Regions from separate parts of the Homo sapiens genome. Here region 1 is linked to region 2. The links are chromatin contacts, found by Hi-C in ENCODE. All regions are on one chromosome and are shown on one strand. The core of a region is the stretch at or near the end of the contact, and the rest is flanking DNA. Distances in the headings are between cores, read along the strand shown. Region 1 has its middle 110 kb from the start of ATF7IP. Region 2 holds the start of HEBP1 (heme binding protein 1).

Region 1 (7,840 bases), core at 4,993-7,492, 1.3 Mb after region 2:
TAGTCCTATCTGGCCACACAAAACACATGGTTCAAGCTTTCTGGAGTTCCGTTTCCTCATCTGAAAAGGCAGGGGGTTAATTTTGTATTAAGATACTTTGAAGAAGGAATAACCATTTTTCGTGAAAGTTCAAGGGAGGATATAAAAAGAAACTAAGATTTAACAACACTTATCTTGTGCCAGGTAATTAGCACTAGGATTTTTAAAGTAGAGACTCAAGCATCCTGGGTTTGTGTTTGTGTTCTGCCTTCTACTAGCTGTGTGACCTTGGGCAAGTTACCTAACTTCTCTGTGTTTCCTTGTCCCCAGCAGAAAATGGGAACAATGGGCCAGGCACAGGGGCTCACGCCTGTAATCCCAGCACTTTGGGAGGCTGAGGCGAGAGGATCACTTGAGTCCAGGAGTTCAAAACCAGCCTAGGCAACATAGCAAGACTTCCTCTCTACTAAAAATCTAAAAATTAGCCAGAAGCAGTGGTACAAGCCTGCAGTCTGAGCTACTCTGGAGGCTGAGGCAGGAAGATCACTTGAGCCCAGGAGTTCAAGGCCACAGTGAGCTATGACTGCACCACTATACTCCAGCCTGAGCAACAGACAGAGATCCTAACTATAAAAAATAAAAATAAAATGGGAACAATTGTACCTTCTCCAAAGGGTGGCTATGAGGAAAACAGTTTATATATACAATGTGGTTTATACATACTATATATACATATATATCATAACAGTAAACTGGCACAAAGTATTGCTATGTAATTGCTCTTATAATGATTATTACAACTTTATAGAGATATTTTTATAGATGAAAAAACAAAATAGATGAGGAAACCACGGCTTCAGAGCTTTGAGTTTTTCTGACCTCAATATTCGGTCTCTCAACTATTGATTACCCTGAACCAGTTAAAAGAAGTGAAAGTCAGCCGGGCGTGGTGGCTCACGCCTGTAATCCCAGCACTTTGGGAGGCTGAGGTGGGCAGATCACCTGAGGTTAGGAGTTCGAGACTAGCCTGGCCAACATGGAGAAACTGTCTCTACTAAAAACACAAATTAGCCGGGTGTGGTGACGCATGCCTGTAATCCCAGCTACTCGGGAGGCTGAGGCAGGAGAATCTCTTGAACGCCAGAGGCGGAGGTTGTGGTGAGCTGAGATCGTGCCATTGCACTCCAGCCTGGGCAACAGGAGCGAAACTCCATCCCAAAAAAAAAAAAAAAAAAAAAAAGAAGTGAAAGTCACAGAATTTTGTAGTCAGTTAGGGAAATCCTACCAGTTTCACAACGAGTCAATCAAAACCTTGCAATAAATACACAATAAAGCTGTGCTTCAAATGTCCTCCAACACCTAGCACAGCTTTTAGAACAGCTAATTTGCTTAGGTGAAGAAATGCTCCAGGCAGGGCACAGTGGCTCATGCCTGTGATCCCACCTCACTGGGAGGCAGAGGTAGGAGTCACTTGAAGCCAGGAGTTTGAGGGCAGCCAGAGCAACACAGAGAGACCCTGTCTCTGTGAAAAAATAAAAAAATAAATAGGCCAGGCATGGTGGCTCATGCCTGTAATCCCAGCACTTTGGGAGGCCCAGGCGGGTGGATCATTTGAGGTCAGGAGTTCAAGACCAGCCTGGTCAACATGGCGAAAGCCCATCTCTACTAAACATACAAAAATTAGCCAGGCTTGGTGGTAGGCACCTGTAATCCCAGCTACTAGGGAGTCTGAGGCAGGAGAATCGCTTGAACCAGGGAGGTGGAGGTTACAGTGACCAGAGATTGCACCACTGCACTCCAGCCTGGGCAACAAAGTGAGACTCTGTCTCAAAAAAAAAAAGAAAAATAGAAAAAAATAACCAAGTGTGATGGTGCATGCCTATAGTCCCAGCTACTCTGGAGGCTGAGGTGAGAGGATCACTTGAGCCCAGAAGTCAAGGCTGCAGGGAGCCAGGATCAGGCCACTGCACTCTAGCTAGCATCAGTGACAGAGTGAGACCCTGTCTCAAAAAAAAAAAAAGCCCCAAAGACATTACTCTTGTGTTGGGCTGAAATCCAGTGAATTGGTGGCCCCTCTCTCTCTCTCTCATCTGAAGGTTTTCAGAGATGCAAATTGCCTACTTGAAATTCTGTGGCATTAGACTTCTGCTTGGATGAGTCCCTGGCCAGGAGTAGAATCTTTTTTTTTTTTTTTGAGACTGAGTCTTGCTCTGTCACCCAGGCTGGACTGCAGTGGCACGATCCCAGCTTAGTGCAACCTCTGCCTGCCGGGTTCAAGCGATTCTCCTGTATCCCCTCCCTAGTAGCTCAGATTACAGGCACCCACCACCATGCCCAGCTAATTTTTATATTTTTAGTAGAGACGGGGTTTTGCCATGTTGGCCAGGCTGGTCTCAAACTCCTGACCTCAAGCGATCCACCCACCTCAGCCTCCCAAAGTGCTGGGATTACAGGCGTGAGCCACCTCGCCCAGCTAGGATCCATTTTTTTTTTTTTTTTTTTTTTGGGACAGAGTCTCGCTCTGTCACCCAGGCTGGAGTGTGGAGTGCAGTGGCGCGATCTCGGCTCACCGCAACCTCCACCTCTTGGGTTCAAGCAATTCTCCTGCGTCAGCCTCCTAGTAGCTGGGACTACAGGTGCATGCCACCACACCCAGCTAAGTTTTTGTATTTTTAGTAGAGGTGAGGTTTCACTGTGTTAGCCAGGATGGTCTCAATCTCCTGACCTCATGATCGGCCCACCTTGGCCTCTCAAAGTGCTGGGATTACAGGCGTGAGCCACCATGCCCGTTGTGTGTGTGTGTGTGTGTGTGTGTGTGACACGAAGTTTCAATCTTGTTGCCCAGGCTGGAGTGCAATGGCATGATCTCAGCTCACTGCAACCTCTACCTCCCGGGTTCAAGCAATTCTCCTGTCTCAGCCTCCCGAGTAGCTGAGATTACAGGCGCCCGTCACCACCCCTGGCTAATTTTTGTATTTTTAGTAGAGATGAGGGTTTCTCCATGTTGGCCAGGCTGGTCTCGAACTCCTGACCTTCGGGTGATCCACCCACCTCGGCCTCCCAAAGTGCTGGAATTACAGGCATGATCCACCAGGCCTGGCCGCCAGGATACTCTTTTAAAGGAGGAATTGGTAAATCCTTTCCCTCTGGTGATAGGGACAGTTTTGATAAAGATGGAAGGGGGAAAACCATGTGCATGACTCCAGACTCAGAAACCAAAACCCAAGTTGAATTCCATCTCAGAGTAAAATCAAGTACTACAGATGAGAAAACACAGACGGTAAGAATTATAAGACTAGTGTGTCTTTTCTTAGGGGATAAAAGCTGTTTGACAGCATCTGCAACAAGTGGTTCACAAACACGTCCATCATCTACTTCCTCAACAAGAAGGAGCTGTTGGAGGAGAAGATCACACACAGCCCCTGACCATCTGCTTCCCTGAGTACACAGGGTCCAACAAGTATGATGAGGCAGCCAGCTACAACCAGAGTAAGTCTGAGGACCTGAATAAGCACAAAGACACCAAGGAGATCTACACACACTTCACATGCGCCACCGATACCAAGAACGTAGTTCGTGTTTGATGCCATCACCGACGTCATCATCAAGAACAACCTGAAGGACTGGGGCCTCTTCTGAGGGGCAGTGGGACCTAGCAGGATGGGCCACCACCAACTCTGTACCCCCCAACCCCTGAGGAAGATGGGGCAAGAAGACCATGGTCCCCACCTGTTCCCTGGACACTTTTCTCTTCTTTCCTTTGTTCTTAGCTCCCCCATCCCCTCAGCTTCAGACATAGGGGAGGGGTTGCCACAGGCCTCCCTGTTTGAAGCCTGCCCTTGTCTGAGGTGCCAGTAATGGCCATGGTACCCCCTTTCTGGGCATCTTTCTGGTACCCCCCAGAAGCTGTGAAGATTCTATTCTACTCAGTAGCTCTCATTATGTAAAGAGGAACCCTGAAATAAATCAGTTGTTCCTGAAAGTTCACAAGAGTAAGAAAACAGACTGAATCGTAAAAGAACTAACTGGTATAAAAGAAGAAGCCAGAAAGTAGTGGACTGGGACCAGAGAAATAATATTTGAATTTAATTAATCTGTTCAACAAATATTTGCTCCTTGCTAACATTTTGCCAGGTCCTATGCTTGTTATACAGTTTTGATCAGACAGACACGGCCCAAGGGTACTTAGAAAGCTAGTTGCGGGTGAAGGGGGAGAGCCAATGTACAAGAAAACAAATATATATAATTGTAAGTTACAGTGGTGCTACAACAGAAAAAAAGAGGTTGCCATGTAAGATGATAAGAAGGTATAAGGAATTTACTTTGGACCAAGCATTCAGGAAGGCCTCTGAGGAAGGCAAAGCTTGACCAGAGGGTAGGAGGAACTCAGAGGACAGTGAAAGGAGAGAGGAATAAGGGGTGGGGGGGGAGGGTGGAGATTTCAAGGTGGAGTGAAAAATGCAAAGATCCTAAAATAAAAGCATCTCTAAGAATCAGAGGGCCAGTTTGGATGGCTTGACCTCTACCCTTCTTGAATCCCCTTTGATACTGAACATTTTGGAAAATCCCGTGTAGCATATACTGTGTGCCTTCCCACAATAACTGATGACTCTTAAATCTCACAAAAACAAATTCAACTGATGAATTCACGTCCTTTTAACATACATTTTGAAGATTATCTTAGCCCAAACCGGCACCCACATCCTTCTGAGCGTACTGACTCACTAGACAAAGCCAACCCCTCCCCTCCTGTGTACAAAAATAGCTTTTCCATATCTACTGTTGTAATTGTTTTTTTTCCAGGGCTTTATGCTCTACTGAAACTAAACACTTAAATGAGCAATTTCACTCTGGTTTTAAGCCCAGGGGAAATGACAACGGTTTTGTCTCTGTTTTGAGACTTAGGGGCAAATTTTAAATCGTTAATATATAATTAATCCTATGTAACATCATAGAAACAAAACATCTGATTCTTCTTTCAGTATATTGCACACGTAAAATGCACATGAAACCAGGTTTGGAGAGTGATTCTTAGTAACGTAGCCTTGCATTTGTGCTTCGACATAAAATTGAGACATTCTCAAGAGGCCTTGGGACATGGTGACATGTTGCGCAGTTTGGCCAGCAGAGGGAGACCAGAGAGTCGTGAAGCACGCAACGAAGCCACACCCAGATTAGGGTTATTATCTGTCTCTTCTCTGAATTTTCAAAAAACACAAAAAGAAAATGAGAAATTCTTAAAACAAAGCCCCTTTTTTATTGAAGCAAAATCCACATAACATAAAACTAGCCCTTCTAAAGTGTGCAATTAAGTGGCATCTACCTCATTCACAGTGTTATGGAACCGTCACCTCTATCTAGTTCCAAAACATAAGAAATGTTTAAATTTTCTATAAAGGGAACTTGCAAAAACCCAGGCGTGTCCTATCCTCCTTATTTCGTCACATTCCCAGTTTTGTGTCCACCGGTATTCTGTCAGGAATGGTCCCCACGTGTTCCCCCAACAGCCTTCGTCACTGTACAATTCATAGAATCGGATTCAGGGTTACAATTACAGGTTCGAAAACCAAAAACATCCCAGTTCTTTAGTTCTTCCTCTAGGAATTGCACAGTTGCAATAGACAAGCCAGTATAGGTGACTGTTTTAAAAATTCTACACATACTATGTCATTTATCAGCAAAGAAATGAATAAATTGTTTTAATTTAAATATGGTTACAAAACGGAAATGAACAATGTACTGCACCAAAGCCCTTCAGTCTTTGATGGGAAATTTAAAGTTATTCCCATCCAGAGTGAAAATTAAAGTTATTTCTAGGTTAGGATGCGAGCCAAGATTTTAAGGGCACCATGTCAACTGGTTAGATAACAACTTTGAGGAAAGCAGAACTTAATGTAATAAAAGCAGAAGGTTTACAATCTAAATCCACTTTTTTATTAAAGAATTTAATCTGCTTTATGGGGTCTTGGCCCAGGGAAGGGTAAAAAAAAAATGCCAAACTGGAGAGGCCGGGGGAGGGGAATGGCTGTAGATGACTCTGGGAAAACAGGAGGGAGGGAAACTGAAGCGCGAATGAGGCCGGATCCGCCCTAACAAAGAGGCAGAAACTGTGTCTCAACAGCCACCAAATCCAGTTCAGGGCGGTTTGAGCCAGTTTCTGAGCTGGATTGAGAACAACAGCCTCGGCAGAGACTTCACTAGGGTGAAAGAGAAAATCCAGCATGGACTTCGCAGAAAGAACTGGATTTGGCCTGGACTCGCTGGAGCCTAAAGCTGCTGCCAGTAGTGGCAAAGTCAGATGAAATATAAGGCCTGGAGCGTGGACAGTGGCCTCTTCCAGAAAGAGAAATCACACAGCACTGTCTCTGTGCCATAATCCAGTCCGCATTTTCTGTCTTGCTGCTCCTAATTGTGGCTGGTAAGGGAAAAAGGGCCTCAGGGTATCAGTTTTCAGAGAAAGCTGTCTGCAATGTTGGGGGAGGGGAGGATTATGTGTCTCCTGTAGTTTCATGTGTGTGCCTGGTGGTGGGGGGGGGAATGTGCGAGAGGGTCTGAAGGAGAGGGAACAGCACTTCACACCCTGCAGTTCACACCACCTTTCCAACAGCTTTGCTGTATTGCACAACCTCAAAATACACTGAACATAGGCGTTGTGGGAGCGCCCCACATACAAGTGGCACTTGTACAAGTCATTATCGGACCTCCTTCAGCCCTATGCATGAAATGGCAGTACCCATACCCAATACTGTCAACATTCTCTTTTCATCTGCGTCCAGAAATACATACAAGCCGTACATGCCTTTCTCAACTAAGAGACACAGCAGTATTAGGTAACAATGGAATGATAATCCTGTCCTCCGCTCCCCTCCCCCAAGTGCCAGAACCTCCTAAGATCTGATCAGTCCCACCCTGAAATGGCTCCTCTAACACTGTCTAGTAGACTGAACTGTGGTCTGCAGCTGTGGAGGCTGTGCACTGCCTGTGGCCAAGTTTGGCTCAGAACCTTCCCGAACCAGTACAGCCCTTCCCCACCAAAAATTCCTAGGAGTTGTACACAAAGTCCAGGTCGGCCTGGTGGGACACTGTGTGTGTGTGTAAATTCCCTCTCCCCTAAGTGTCCAAAGATGTTTAGAATCTTCCAGAGGCACTAAATGCCTCCAGACCCAGGGCTTCTCTGACTGAAGTCAGCCCTGGTGCGAGCTGGGGGGCAGGGCATGGAGCTTACGACTCTCCCATGCACAGGCTCAATTATAAGCAGGGCTGTAGGTTTCAGAAATATTCCTAAGAGACTGGGGAAGGGAAAAGGAAGAAGATCAGCTGAAAGATGTGAAAATGCTATTTTATTCCTTTTACCATGGATACATAGATGGAAAATTGGAACACAATCCACTCTACATTATTAATGTGCGAAAATCAAACACACGAAACATGTTGCTGACATTTTCTATTTAATGTTTATTACACAAATAAGTAACTCATGAAGCTCTTCTACGTCCATTTCATTAACTATTAGATCTGGACTGCTGGGGATTCTGATAGGTCTTTTCTTTCTTTAGGATTTGTTTCTTTTTTGGTAGGGAACAATGAATTGCCCCACATGAAGATGCAGTAGGCTGGAGAGGATAACAGTAATAACCGCTGGGTGTGGTGGCTCACGCCTGTAATCCCAGCACTTTGGGAGGCCGAGGGGGGCAGACTGCCTGAGGTCAGGAGTTTGAGACCAGTCTGGCCAAAATGGTGAAACCCCGTCTCTACTAAAAAAAAACACACAAAAACTAGCTGGGCGTCGTGGTGTGCGCCTGTAATCGCAGCTACTCGGGAGGCTGAGGCAGGGGAATTGCTTGAACCAGGGAGGCAGAGG
Region 2 (6,923 bases), core at 1,428-3,927:
CAGTAGAGACTCCCACTGAGCAAACGTAGCTGGGCGCCGGCTGACATCTGGCCTGGGAAACAGGCCGAATGGGTCAGCTTCCACTCCACAGGAAGACAGCAGAGCAGGGAATGGGTGAGGAAGGAATCTGAGGGCACAGGCCACGAACCAGCCCAGACCCCTCTCCGCCTGTGTGGGCCATCATCATTAATCCAAAAAGACAAAGTGAGCCCCATTCCATGACAAAAGCAAGAACACATGGATTCTTAAAGTGTTAGAATCACAGGAACCTTCATCAGGGCTGTTAGGAGAAAGGCTGTGGTTCTGAGTAGGGCAACTACTTGATGGGGAGGCCAGTGATGCTGCAGACCTTATCAGGTGCCTTTTTCATTGCCCAGGGAGGCGGATAGACAGCTCTCTGTGTTGGCTTGGGTGGGTCCTTTGGATGCTCACAGCAGGACTGATATTAATAACTGGCATCCTTATTGCATTTGTGTCCAGCCTATGCACAACTATGTCAGTTTCCCTACTCAAAATCACAGCCTCACTCCTAATACTCCCTATTCCTCACTCCCCTGCTTGCTTTTCTTCACAGCACTGATCACTATCTGATCCATGATACATTTTATTTGTTCATTAGCCAATAAAACATAAGTTCCATGAGGGCAGAGAATTTTGCTGGTTTTAATCTTTTATCCCATTGCCTAGAAGAGTGCCTGGCACATAGCACTCAAAAAACAGTTTTTGTCGAATTATTTTTAAATTGGGTGATTTCGCTAAGAATCTGGATGTATGGTTTTCCTTAAGAATTTGGCAACACTGTTTCATATATCACTGCATAGCAACAAGTGGCTGGAACTGCCGTTTAGAGATGGGGACCTGAGTTCACTCTCTGATTTGCCTCAGTCCCCACTATGCCTTATAGCCTAAAACAGCCAGCTTCATCCATTTCCATTACCTGCCTGGTTGCTGCAGGTATTCAAATGTGGGACCTCTGATCAGGGCTAAACTGTTCATTCTACATAGAGCTGGGGAAACGGAGATAAGAACAGGTGAAAGGTCTTTGGTTGTCAAAGAGTTCAGATTAGAGTCTAATTGAGGGCTTTCGTGATATGAAGATCATTGTACTAGGTATCAGAACTTGGCCCCCAGGCAATACAGTCCTTTCACAAATGAGGCATCGTATTGGGAGCTCTGTATACAGCTGCACTGTTTAAACTACCTGTCCACCAGGAGATTATAATCTAGCAGCACTCTCCTTGTTTTCAGGGGTGCAGTCCAGTTAGCCCATGTTAGCACTGATATAAATTTGGGGGAAGACAGCAATTATGCTCTTCTCACTCATTCTGTATTCTAGGTACCCAACTCCAGAGGATCTAACTGGCCAAAAGCAATGGTACAGCTCTGGGCCTTTGTGCATGCTCTTCTCTGTTGTGTGCACTCCTACACATCCCTGAGGCCCCAGCTCAGGACACTCCACTGAGGTCCCCATCATAGCCCCCTGGCAGAATTGACTGCCTCTGTGCTCCCTGCGTAGCGCATTTATATCTATTCTGCACAGATCTTGTTCTTTTACACAGTAGTCCCCCTTATCTATAGTAGATACCTTCCAAGCCCCCCAGTGGATACCTGAAACGGTGGACAAAACTGAACCCTGTATCTACTACGTTTTTTCCTATACATACATACCTATGATATAGTTTAACTTTATCAATTAGGCACAGTAAGAGATGAACAACAATAATAAAATAACAGCAATTATAACAATATGCCAGCATTGCTAAGCTTGCACTTTGGGGCCATTACTAAGTAAAATAAGGGTTACTTCAATACCGCCACGGTCGATCCGATCACCAAGCTAGCTACTAAGTGACTAAGGGCGGCTACTAGAGATAGGAGGCTGACCTTGGACAAAGGGGCATTCCGGTCCCAGGAATCAAGATTTCATCCTGCTACGCAGAATGGCCGGAAACTTAAAACTTAGGACTTCTGTATTTCTGGAATTTTCCATTTAATAGTTATGGACAAGAGCTGACCACAGGTAACTGAAATCGCGGATAAAGGGGGCTACTATCCGCAGTTCTCTAGTACTTGGGAGTTTCTTGCGACACTCATTTCTGCAACCGAGTGTCTCTCAACAAATCAAACTGTTCGGAATGTTTGGAATATTTTAAACGAAAGAATGCATTCAACAGGCAGTGCCCAACTCCCCAAGTTGGGATTCTCTCCTTGGATCAGTCTCTCCTGTTTACCCCCCTCCTCTCACCACCGGCTGCAGGGGGACCTCTCACTCCTTTCCTTCCCAGTCCAAATGCTGGGCGGTGGAGAGCCGCACTCGCGACAGACACCAGAACGCACCTTCGATAGCACATTCCTGCCCCACCTGCCCCTCAGCACCCGCTGCAGCCCCGACGAGGGTGGGGGTGGGAGGCAGCAATCCTTCAGGTCCTCGGCAGCCCTGCGGGCCTACCTTGTCCCCTTTGCTTAGGACCTGCCAAGGCCACGTCTCTACGCTTCCGAACAGCGAGTTCTTGATCATGCCCAACATGTTGTAGCCGAGACGCTCCCGACGCACGGGAGGACGTGAGGTGGCGGGGGCGACGGAGCACCACGGGCAGCGACCACCGGCGGCAGGGCGGCAGGGCGGCAGGGCGGCAGGGCGGCAGGGTGGCAGGGCGGCAAGGCGGCGGGACGGCGAGGCGGCGAGGCGAGAGGCGGGGCTAGAGGCAGGGGCCAGAGGGCGTGGCTAGAGGGCGGGGCGGCAATTCAGCCCGGCGGTGAGGCAAGGGGGCGGGACGGCGAGGTGAAGGGGCGGAGAGAGAGGGCGGGGCGGCGAGGCGAGGGGGCGGAGAGAGGGCGGGTCAGTGATGCGAAGGGCGGGCAGCAGGGCAGCAGTGCAGCAGTGCAGCAGTGCGGTGAGGCGAGGGTGCGAGGCGGCTAAGCAAGGGATGGGCCCGCCGTGGCGAGCCGCTGGGCCGTGTTCCGCCTCCTTTCGGGCTTTCCGCGGGTGTCTGGGGAGGGAACCCGGCCGCGGGCCTCAGGCCGTCCCCCTCCGCAGACCCCTTCTCTTATTCTGAGTCTAACCTATCCGCTGGGGCCCTGGAAAGCGATTCTCGCCTGGAGTGGCTTTAGGCAGCGGTGGTGGGGAACGTCCTCTCTCAGGTGCCTGGGCTCCAACCTCCGAGCCCCGGGTTGCTCACGCTTCTCCGGTCCTCTACCCGAAGGCTCGATCCCGCTGGTACAGCGGCGGCCAGGCTCCCTGTCTTGGTAGCTGTCCCTCTACCCCCGCCCCATGACCTCTTCTAGACCATTGAAAGAGCATCCAAACCACTTTCCTGCTGCCACTCTTTCCTACCATCCCTCTAAATCACAGTTTCCAGGTGACTTTTCTAAGCATGGCTTTTCTCGTTCACTCCTGTTCAAAAATCTTCTCACCAATTTTGTCACCATTTACTCAGCTGAGTGCCTGCTTTCTGTCAAGTATTTTACCAATAAATCTCTACTCCACACCACCGACAAGAAATATTTTGGAGCCATTTAAAAAGGAGGAAACGGAAGCTTCTGCCGCTGCCTGATCCTCCATTGCTCCGAGCCGCGCGGGTGCAGCGGGCTGTGGAGCCGCGGGCCGAGCCCCGCCGGAGCGCCCGAGAGCCCGCGCGTCCCGGGCGTCCGTCGGGGTCCGAGGTCCCTCCCTCAGGGAGTCCCCGCTCGGCAGCGCTCTCGCGTTTCACGCAGCGGCCGGGGATCTGGGACAGGCGGGGCCCCGAGGCCGAGCCTGGCGCTGCCCAGCGGCCGGTGCAGGCCTCAAGCTGGGCCGGGCGGAGGGGAACCGGCGAGTTGAAGCCCCGGGGCCGAAAGCCGGAGCCTGTGGCGGCCGCGGGGGTGGGGAGGGGGGTGGGGCGGCTTCTTGGGCAGCGCCACACGGCGGCGCAGTGATGGATGTTAACAGCAGCGGCCACCCGGACCTCTACGGGCGCCTCTGCTCTTTCCTCCTGCCGGAGGTGGGGGGCAGGCTGCCCGACCTGAGCCCCGACGGTGGCGCCGAACCGGTCGCGGTCTCCGGGACGCCGCATCTGCTGAGCGGGGGCCCCCGAGGTGACGGCCAGCCCGGCGCCCACCTGGGACGCAACCCCGGGCAATGCCTCCGGCCGCGGGGAGCAAATCAAGAAAGGGCCGAGAAAGTTGTGATCGGCTCTGTCCTGACGCTCATCTCTCTGCGATCGCGGGCAACTGCCTGGTGGTATCTCCGTGTGCTTCGTCAAGAAGCTCCGCCAGCCCTCCAACTACCTGATCGTGTCCATGGCGCTGGCCAACCTCTCGGTGGCCATGGCGGTCATGCCCTTCATCAGTGTCACCGACCTCATCGGGGGCAAGTGGATCTTTGGACACTTTTTCTGTAACGTCTTCTCCATGAATGTCATGTGCTGCACGGCCTGGATCTTGACCTTGTACGTGATCAGCATCGACAGGTACCTTGGGATCATGAAGCCTCTCACGTACCCTATGAGGCAGAAGGGGAAATGCATGACGAAGATGATTCTTTCTGTCTGCCTTCTTTCCGCCTTTGTCACTTTACCTACCATTTTTGGTCGGGCTCAGAATGTAAACGATGATAAGGTGTGCTTGGTCAGTCAAGACTTTGGCTACACGATTTACTCCACCGCAGTGGCATCCTAATCCCCATGTGCGTCATGCTTTTCATGTACTAACAGATTTACAAGGCCGCCAGGAAAAGCGCGGCCTAACACAGGTTACCTGGCTTCCCTCGAGTGGAGCCAGACAGCAGTAGTCACCCTGAATGGCACAGTGAAGTTCCAGGAGGTGGAAGAGTGTGCAAACCTTTCGAGACTCCTCAAGCATGAAAGGAAAAAATATCTCCATCTTTAAGCGGAAACAGAAAGCAGCGACTACCTTGGGGATCATCGTCTGGGCCTCCACCATGTGCTGGCCGCCCTTTTTCCTCCTGACAGCCAGACCCTTCTGTCTATGGCACTGCCTGCAGCTGCATCCCACTGTGGGTGGAGAGGATATTTCCATGGCTGGGCTATGCAAACTCTCTCATTAACCCTTTTATTTATGCCTTCTTCAACTGGGACCTGAGGACCACCTATTGCAGCCGGCTCCAGTGCCAGTACCAGAATATCAACCAGACACTCTCAGCTGCAGGCATGCATGAAGCCCTGAAGCTTGCTGAGAGGCCAGAGAGACCTGAGTTTGTCCTACAAAACTCTGACTACTGTAGAAAAAAAAGTCATGATTCATGACTGAAAGAGGGATAATGGAGATGAAATAAACAAGGCAAAATAGAGGTGGAAACAGAAGAAAGTCATTTGCCAAGACTGCAGAATGGAATGCAGCTTCTGTCCTTTCTTAGGATGGCTAAAACGTGACAAACAGCATGACCTGATGTACAACATATCTTATGAGGGAGATGGTGACCTCTCCTTTTTTCTGTGGATCAGTGTTATTGTGTGTTCTCAGTTTAAGATAGCAGATCATCTCAGCAGTAAGCACACTGACAGAATTGAGTTCCAGAAAGGAAGCAGTTTCAGGTTCTTAGCACATGTCCAAATCCATGCAAGTGGGAGAAAGTTCCAATGCACACTTTCCATGCTTCCGAGTCTAGGTCTCGTGGTGAATATTCAGCAATCATTCATGAGAAAGAATGTATTTTGTTGTATGACAGAAGGGTTTACCAAGCAAACTGTGGTAAGCATAGTATCGAATATGTTGCATGTCCATTTTAGAAAACAGAGCCCAGTCATCAGCTAATACAAATGATTTCCCAGAGCAGTGTTTGTTTCAAGCTTCTGTCAAATAGTTTGGCTTTTCTGCAGGGTCCCTGTAACTTCCCCACAAATGTACTTCTTTGTTAATTCACTTATTGTTATGGTGTGGCTCAGGAACAGGTCTCAGGATGGAGAGCAGCATACAACCTGAACAAAGCTTTTTCTTGTGCTCTGAAGGGTCCTGAGACGTGAGGGGGATGCCTTCCATGAGGATTTTTATCTCAGTGAAGTGCGAGTGGTACCCACCTGTATTGTCATTAACATGATTATTGGCATGTTTTTGACTCTCATTTTTCACAAGGGTGCAGTGGGGCCATGGACCATCCCATGGGATGGTCCATAACTGTATGTTATATGGAAATAGTGTGGGAATAATGGGTTTTCCATGAAAGGTTGTGATGCTTCTGGAGATGGGGGCATAAACGTGTTCATTCTTGTTGAGCAGCATTGTGTTAAACCAAATTGTGTGAAGTGGAGGTCACCTGGACCACTCCTGGGAAATGCTCCAGAACACCAGTCTGTTCCTTCTAGAAATTTGTTCTCTGTATTTATTTTTATTTTTTATTTTGAGGCAGTGTCTCACCCATCCTGTCTCCCAGGCTGGAGTGCAGTGGTGCGATCTCGGCTCACTGCAACCTCTGCCTCCTGGGTTTAAGCAATTCTCCTGCCTCTGCCTCCCAAGTAGCTGAGATTACAGGCACCTGCCACCACACCTGGCTAATTTTCGTATTTTTAGTAGAGAAGGAGTTTCACCATGTTGGCCAGGCTGGTCTCAAACTCCTGATCTCAGTTGATCCACCTGCCTTGGACTCCCAAAGTGCTGAGATTACAGGTGTGAGCCACTGTGCCCAGCCTGTTCTCTGTATCTTAAATCAACTCTGTGCCAAAGCAGTTCTGTCCCCTGACTCCCACCCCTACCCACCAAAAAGTGGTAGACATGAAGGGCAGGTAAGGGAACAGAAAATGTCTCCTTGCAGCTATATATATTTTAAACGAACTGTGTAATAAGTATGAGCTAAGGAGACAGAAAGACAGTAGATGAGAAAAGAAGAGTACCTATACCTACAAGGGGCAAAATGAATGCAATCCTTCATTTGATAAGAGAGAACTGAAAGAGAATATTATTTTTCTACAATAAAGCAAGCTGTCCTCTCA

Evidence for each region. Hi-C counts contacts between places; a loop is a spot of excess contacts on that map. Pooled maps may share reads with other maps.
Region 1: a pooled map shows a loop between it and region 2 (6-fold over the local background). The contact joins the enhancer-like site here to the promoter of HEBP1 in region 2. A Hi-C loop is called at or near these places in 6 of 50 pooled maps.

The regions. Positions count from the first base shown.
Region 1 is chr12:14,251,614-14,259,453 of GRCh38, forward strand. It overlaps the pseudogene GNAI2P1. Among named protein-coding and RNA genes, the nearest start is that of ATF7IP, 110 kb to the right of the region's middle. RefSeq lists a cis regulatory region at 5,857-6,786. Within about 2 kb of position 6,243, at least 40 of the 41 ENCODE cell types and tissues checked have a DNase peak (open chromatin) inside an H3K27ac peak, as active enhancers do.
Region 2 is chr12:12,997,588-13,004,510 of GRCh38, forward strand. HEBP1 (heme binding protein 1) reads right to left here and starts at 2,678. Exons shown (of 4, transcript NM_015987.5): 1 at 2,450-2,678. The coding sequence starts at 2,527. The region is part of intron 2 of GPRC5D-AS1 (GPRC5D and HEBP1 antisense RNA 1); the gene reads left to right. It also overlaps the pseudogene HTR7P1. RefSeq lists silencers at 2,543-2,692, 2,743-2,862, 3,623-3,772 and an enhancer at 4,197-4,742.